2 separate regions of the Mus musculus genome follow, and region 1 is linked to region 2. Evidence: chromatin contacts called from ENCODE Hi-C or POLR2A ChIA-PET data. All regions are on one chromosome and are shown on one strand. Each heading gives the region's core, a stretch centred on a gene start or an enhancer-like site at or near the end of the contact. The rest is flanking DNA. Distances are from core to core; before and after follow the strand shown.

What was found. Hi-C counts contacts between places; a loop is a spot of excess contacts on that map. ChIA-PET counts read pairs that join two places held with the same protein, here RNA polymerase II (POLR2A).
Region 1: a loop to region 2 is called in a map of heart, with 4 times the contacts of the local background. The contact joins the enhancer-like site here to the promoter of Dcbld1 in region 2. A Hi-C loop is called at or near these places in 5 of 37 maps with a recorded cell type or tissue (all heart). POLR2A ChIA-PET finds 5 or more read pairs at or near these places in 4 of 5 experiments (Patski and embryonic stem cell).

What each region holds. Positions count from the first base shown.
Region 1 is chr10:52,273,233-52,276,382 of GRCm38, forward strand. All of the region lies in intron 2 of Dcbld1 (discoidin, CUB and LCCL domain containing 1), which reads left to right. Among named protein-coding and RNA genes, the nearest start is that of Dcbld1, 41 kb to the left of the region's middle. Within about 2 kb of position 1,788, at least 1 of the 3 ENCODE cell types and tissues checked has a DNase peak (open chromatin) inside an H3K27ac peak, as active enhancers do.
Region 2 is chr10:52,232,098-52,235,311 of GRCm38, forward strand. Dcbld1 (discoidin, CUB and LCCL domain containing 1) reads left to right here and starts at 1,522. Exons shown (of 11, transcript NM_025705.4): 1 at 1,522-1,738. The coding sequence starts at 1,654.

The DNA.
Region 1 (3,150 bases), core at 538-3,037, 41 kb after region 2:
GACATCCTAGGACCAAACAAGGTTGCTTGAGAAATGAGTCACAGAGCTGACTGGTAGGATTACTCTGAGAAGCCAGGGTGGTCTGTGGTGAAAGGAAACAGTAATCAGTTGGAGGATTCCTGTTTTGCTCAGTGCTTTGAGCCATAGGAAATCAAGAAGTTCACAGATCGGTCTCCATTTCCTGTATCTCCACCCCCAATATATATATACATACATATATATATTTTTGTTTGTTTGTTTGGTTGGTTTTTTTGTTTGTTTGTTTGTTTGTTTGTTTGGTTTTCGAGACAGGGTTTCTCTATAGCCCTGGCTGTCCTGGAACTCACTTTGTAGACCAGGCTGGCCTCGAACTCAGAAATCCACCTACCTCTGCCTCCCGAGTGCTGGGATTAAAGTCGTGCGCCACCACGCCCGGCTATATTTTTAATCATTATCAATGAGTTACATGTATCATTACATTATCTGTTCATGTTTATAAGACACTAAAAACAAGATAAATGGAAAAAGTAGGAACTGTCTTTTTTTTTTTTTAAATACATAAAATTGCTAAGTGTCCGGGATTTAGCATACTACAATAGCATCTTGTCATTATTATTCTTGATTTTTGGTTTTACTTCTAAAGAGAGAAAAAAAAAAAAACTCAGAAGCCACTGTTTTACAAATAGTTCTCCTTTTGGACCCACAGGAGTAAAAAAGTAAAATTCTTAAACTTTTGGAAGTTAAAAACACAGAACCTTGAAAAGAATTTCCAGCATATAAAAGGCTGGATTTGCTTAAACGTTCCCCTCTGGTATTCATTAACATAAGCATAGCCTCCTGGGAGGAAAAGCTACTTCCCTGGAAACAGTGATTCCATTGCCACCCTTTGTAAAGGATGGCTTGGTAGGGTGCTGCGCTGATCTCGGTGGCAAGTCTTCACTCTCGCATCCCTGAACCCCAAGGAAAGAAAGCTGCACCTTTGTCTAGGAATCTGTCTGGCTCATTTGTCCTGTGTTAACTGATTCTTGTCTGTGTATCAGAGACCAAAATTTCACCAGGGGGCACCGCTTACATTGTTCTTTGACTTTGGTTTTAATGGCACAACTCAGGACTGTCTCTTTTTCATGCTAATTCTCCTTTTCAAAGAAAATGGCTCTGAAAATTCTATAATTTTGTACAATGACCTTACTGCAATTAGTGAGCCTGGACAAACCCTGCTATTTGACTGCATTGAAAACCAAAATGAGAAATGGGCAGAAATCTAAGTACAGCTTCAGTATTTCTGGTGATTGTCTCATCAATGCGCCCTTCAGCACAAAGCTGGACCACGCTGGGTACCACTTTCCTGGCAGCTGACAGTGTGCCAAGTGGCTAGCCTTGCCAGTGGTGTTCCCAGGGAAGGCCACTGAGCCCCACCAGGCATGTTCTTATCTGTCCTGAAAATTATATATGTAGTTCAGAAGGGGCTCTGTGTGGCTAATGTGGGGTTTGAGGAGGCATCTCTCTTGTTCCTTTTAATTTGTGACAAGCCTCAAAGAAGGTAGGTCTTGATTTGGTGCCCGTGTTTTTTTTTTTTTTTTGGTTTTTTTTTTTTTTCCCATTGACACTGGCTTTAGAGGGGGAAGGAAGGGACTGCATTCTTAATGTGGTTCAGGGGGGCCCTTTCACCCATAAGATAGCCAGCAACTTAGTCTTTGAGCTCCAAAATCAAAACCACATACCCACCCGAAACGAGCTGGGACTGTTTCTAGTTCTGCAAGGATAGGGCAGTCTGTGGAGAAGAGCTGCACAGATGCCAAAGCCCGGATTCCAGGTTGGCCTGGAGCAGGCAGTTGATAGCACCGCTCTGTTTTGTTCATGCACAGAAATAAAGGGTTTTCTTTCCAGCTGCGGATGTAGCAGACCAGGGATGCACTAAAGATAGGAAGCTCCTGCTGTCGTGGTCTGCGAGGACTTGCTTTCAAGTCTGCTGACAGATGCTACAATGCTGTACTATTTATTTAGTATCACTAAATAGCTCTTCCGCGATTCATGGCTGCCAATTACTACGGGAAGTAAAAAATGATTTCTTCCCCGATTGTTCTGCCTACCCACTTAATGTCCTGTCCCAGTCAGTTGGAGACTTGTGATTGAAACATAAGAAGAAACTTGACCCACAGATAAGAGTAGAGGTTATGGGGCTAGGGAGGTGTTTTGGTTGTTCGAATGCTTCCTTAGCATCGCTGGGCTGGGTGTGGGGGAGCACACTTGTACTCACACTGGGGATGTGAAGGCAGGAAGTTTTAGAGCTTCCGAAGCTACACAATAAGTTCTAGGCCAGACAATGCTACGTGGGACCCAGACTCAGAAAGCAAAAAGAAAGAGGGAGGGAGAAGGGAGGAAGCAGGCAGTAACAAAGGACTTAGATGCTGGGTTTCAGTGCTGTGACATGCACAACACTGTTGGCCAAGAACCAGACATCCTTAGAAAGTGTTTGCCCCAATTTTAGAAATGTAGGGCTCAGCCTGACTTTGAAATGGAAACAAGTTTGCCAGTCAAAGAACACTGCCTGAGACAGAGTATAACCAATACAGCCAAATTAAGTGGTATAATAAGATGGTCAAAAATGAGAAGCTATTGAACTCTCATTTGTGTTGACAGTAAAATTTTACTTTTTCAAATGCTTAAGAATAGGAGAACCTCCTCTTAAACATCAAGTGGAAACTACTCAGTGAAGAGCAGTCAAGCAACACTTAACAGCAGGGCCGGGCTTGGACATGAGAAATAAGACCCTTCCCCCATTCTGTAATAATGATGAATTTAAAAGATGTGCAAAAGCAAAACATTTGTTGAACTGTTCCACAGAAAAGGCACCAGCACAGAAGAGTCCAAATGTCTGAGTGTTGTTTGGCATGAGATAGTGCTTGTTAAAGTCCCCAACCGAGGGGCTGGAGAGATGGTATTAGGATTTTTGAGGCTATAGGTAGGCCTAAAAACACCATAAACATCATACCATGAAACAGACCCTTACATGCAGGAGATTTCTTGGGGACTGGGGGAGAAGGCTGCCTCTTAGTGGAACAAGGGACAGAGGACCAGCTGTGATGGCTGGAGCTTTATAAGGGGTACACAACTTGACTTGTTGGTGATAGTGGAAATGTGTCCAATTTGATGGCTTTGAGGATATTGAAT
Region 2 (3,214 bases), core at 272-2,771:
CAGCCAGGACATATACATATTTATTTCCTCTCTATGACAACTGGGGAAGAGTTAACATGAAGGCAAGCGAATGTGTCCCAGTCAGAGACTGGCTCTACACTCAGATCTAAGAAAGGCTCAGTTGGAAAGCTGTAAGTCTTTCCTCTGAGGTTGCCATAAAGGAAGGTGCAAAGTCCACTGCCAAATCACACTTGGAATCTCAAAAGTTAAAGTGTAAACCAGGCAGGATATGAAGGCCTGCCTGTATTCCCCTATCTCAGAGGTGGGGGAAGAAGGTTCAGGAGTTCCAAGGTCAGCCTCCGGCTACTTAGCAAACTACTCAATACCAGCCAGGAAGACAAGAGAAGCCCTCAGAACACAGACGATAAACCTCAATCTCAAAACAACAAAACATTTTTAAGGCAAAAAGTTATCCTACCTGTCAGCTTAGGCTTGGAGTTGGAGAAAATTCCAAAGGTCACTTGGCCTTGGAGGGTCTGATCTTCCTCAGCTGCCGAGACCACCCCACCCCGACGCACTCTAGATGTAATAATTCCCAGAGGCCACGAGGTGGTGTGTGAGTTAGAGCTAAGGTTGTGGCCACGCAGAGGAAAGTCACGGGGGGGACCTAAAGGTGACAGTCCTTAAAACGAGTATTAACCGTTTCTCTGTTCAATTTGACGACCAGGACTCCAATTGAACGACCCAGTAATGGGCTCTAAACTCCTCCGCGGTCCATCGAACCTAATCTCAAGACTTTCCCACCACCTCAGAGAGCGCCTCAAACATTGCTCAGTCTGAAGTTTTCCAGACTGCTCTGGGGACTCTGCAGTTTACATATCTCTTACTGGTCCTACTCTGCACGTCTTTTCCCACATCTGGCCAGGCACCCACCTGTCTACTGAGCTTCAGCTCCAACTGGCCCCTTCCCGCCCTTTAATCCTCTGAACAACCTGGGCACGAACTCAGCTCTCTGTCTTTTACTCTCGCTTTGCTCCCAGCTGCCTTTTCACCATCCAATTAGATCTCTCCAAATGTGCTCCAAATATACTGTCCATGTTACAGACTGCAGTTTGTAGTGAGCGATTATTTCTAAGCTCTGCAAATGCCGAGTGAATTTAAGCACCCAGCCGCGTAGAAAGTTGAGTTAAACAACGGAATGAATGAAGAGAGAGAGAGAGAGAGATGGAGAGAGAGAGAGAATGAATGAATGAATGAATGAATGGACTTGAACTGCCATCATCCCATCAGATTTCAGATGCCTTGCATAGCCTTGGCAGACCAGCTCTAGGGTAGAGCTGACAAACTGCCAGAGGGGCGGAGTCTCGGTGAACCCCCGGGCTCTGGCGAGCCTGCGTGCCAGGTGAATTTTTGATTTTCATTTTCTAGTGAATCCGGGCAGGTGGCGCGGGGGCGGGGTGGGGTGAGGGGGAAACTGGGCGCCCCCCTTGGGAGACCGGTGGTGCGGCTGATCACCCCGGGGAGGGGGCGGGGCGGGGCGGGGCAGGGCGGGGAGGACACGCCCTCTCGCGGGCGCGGGCCGCCCAGAGGGATCTGTGCCGTGTGCCCGCGCCGCGCCGGGCCGGGCCGCGAAGGAGGCTGCCCTAGGCGGGCAGCGGCAGTGTAGAGCCGGGCCGGGAGGCCGATCCTGCGGGTCTGGAGTCCGGCGGGACCATGGGGACCGGGGCTGGTGGGCCGAGTGTCCTGGCGCTGCTGTTCGCCGTGTGTGCTCCGCTCCGGTTGCAGGCGGAGGAGCTGGGTGAGTGGGGGACTCGGGGCTCCGGGAGGGCTGTGTTGTGGGCCTCGGGGGAGCCTGGCGAGAGGCGGGCGGTCTCCGCCAGGCGGGGGATGGATTGAAGTCAGAGGGTGCATTTCGGATCGCGCCCCGATACTCTTTCCTTCCCCCCCATAAACGAGCCCGGCAGCTTGGCGCCTGTTCCCCGGCTGCCTTCGCGGTGTCCCCGCCCGGCCGGCCACTTAGTTCCCAGATTTCCCGACCCTTCCCGGCGGGTGCGAGTGGCCTGGCCCCGGGTGCTCGCCCGGCGTTGCCCCGCCAGCTCCTAGTCTCTGCCTGCAAGAGGGGGTTCTTCTGCGAGGCTGCCCCGGAGCCGACTGCAAACAGGGCCCCCGTTGCCTCACGCGTGTCCGGTGGTGATCGGAGTTGGAACCTTGCGACTCTGGTCCCTCAAGGGTATTTGAGCGAGTCGACTGCGGCCCAGGCTGCTTTTCCTCGGTAGCTGATCTTTGGCTTCCAGCGCCACCGAATTTTCTCTCAGACCACCAGATTAAGGCAGGAAACTGGTTTCCCAGCCCTACATGGCCCTACTCCATTAATCTGCTTTAATTAGTTCTCCTTGGATAGGACGAGCCACCTTTCTGTGGGTTCTCCCCCCCACCCCCCACCCTTTTCGGGTTTTGTTCCTCTCCTCCTGCCTTTGCTCCTCTGTAACTGGGGTTAATTAATGGCAGTGAGTTTATGCAGAATACTTGAATACCGCCCCCGCCCCCGCTATGCTTTCTGGGGGAACAGAAATCGAAGCTAAACTCATCGCTGGATTTTTTTTTTTTCATTGAACAATGTATTCGTTCACCCAAACATTCAGCAAGTTGATAGCATTAAAAAAAAGTGAAGTTATTTTGTTTAGAGTTACGGTAACACAGTCTAACGTGTGTTAGAATTGCACTGTGTAAGGTTTTATGAATGCTTTATAAACATGCTGTTTTGTTTGAGTTTTGGCGGCGCTCGGGAACTTGTGCAAGGCAAGCCTTTCAACAACCAAACTATATTCCAGTCATTGGATGTCTTAATAACTGAAGACACTTTCTCAAGTCGATATTTGAAACTGTAACATTCTACATTTATTTGGTGTGGGTTTTAAAGAAAATTTAGTTTTAGTGATGTGTATTTGTGTGTGGGTTGAGATGTACACGTTGAGTGCAGATACCCACCGAGACCATAAGCAACTAGTCTCTTGGACCTGCAGCTACAGGCAGAAGTGAGCCTGAAAGAACAGTATGTGCTTTTAACCTCTGAGACATCCTTGCAACCCCATTTTACATATTTTTATTGAATTTCTTGTTATTATTAATATTTGCGGTTTGAGACACCACTCTTGAATTCATAGCAAACCTCTTCATGCTTCCCAAGTGCTGGGAGTGCCACTGTATCCAGCTCAGTTGGTTGTTTTGTTTCTGGCTTCTGCCTATTCTTAAAGGTTTTTTTTTTTTTTTTTAC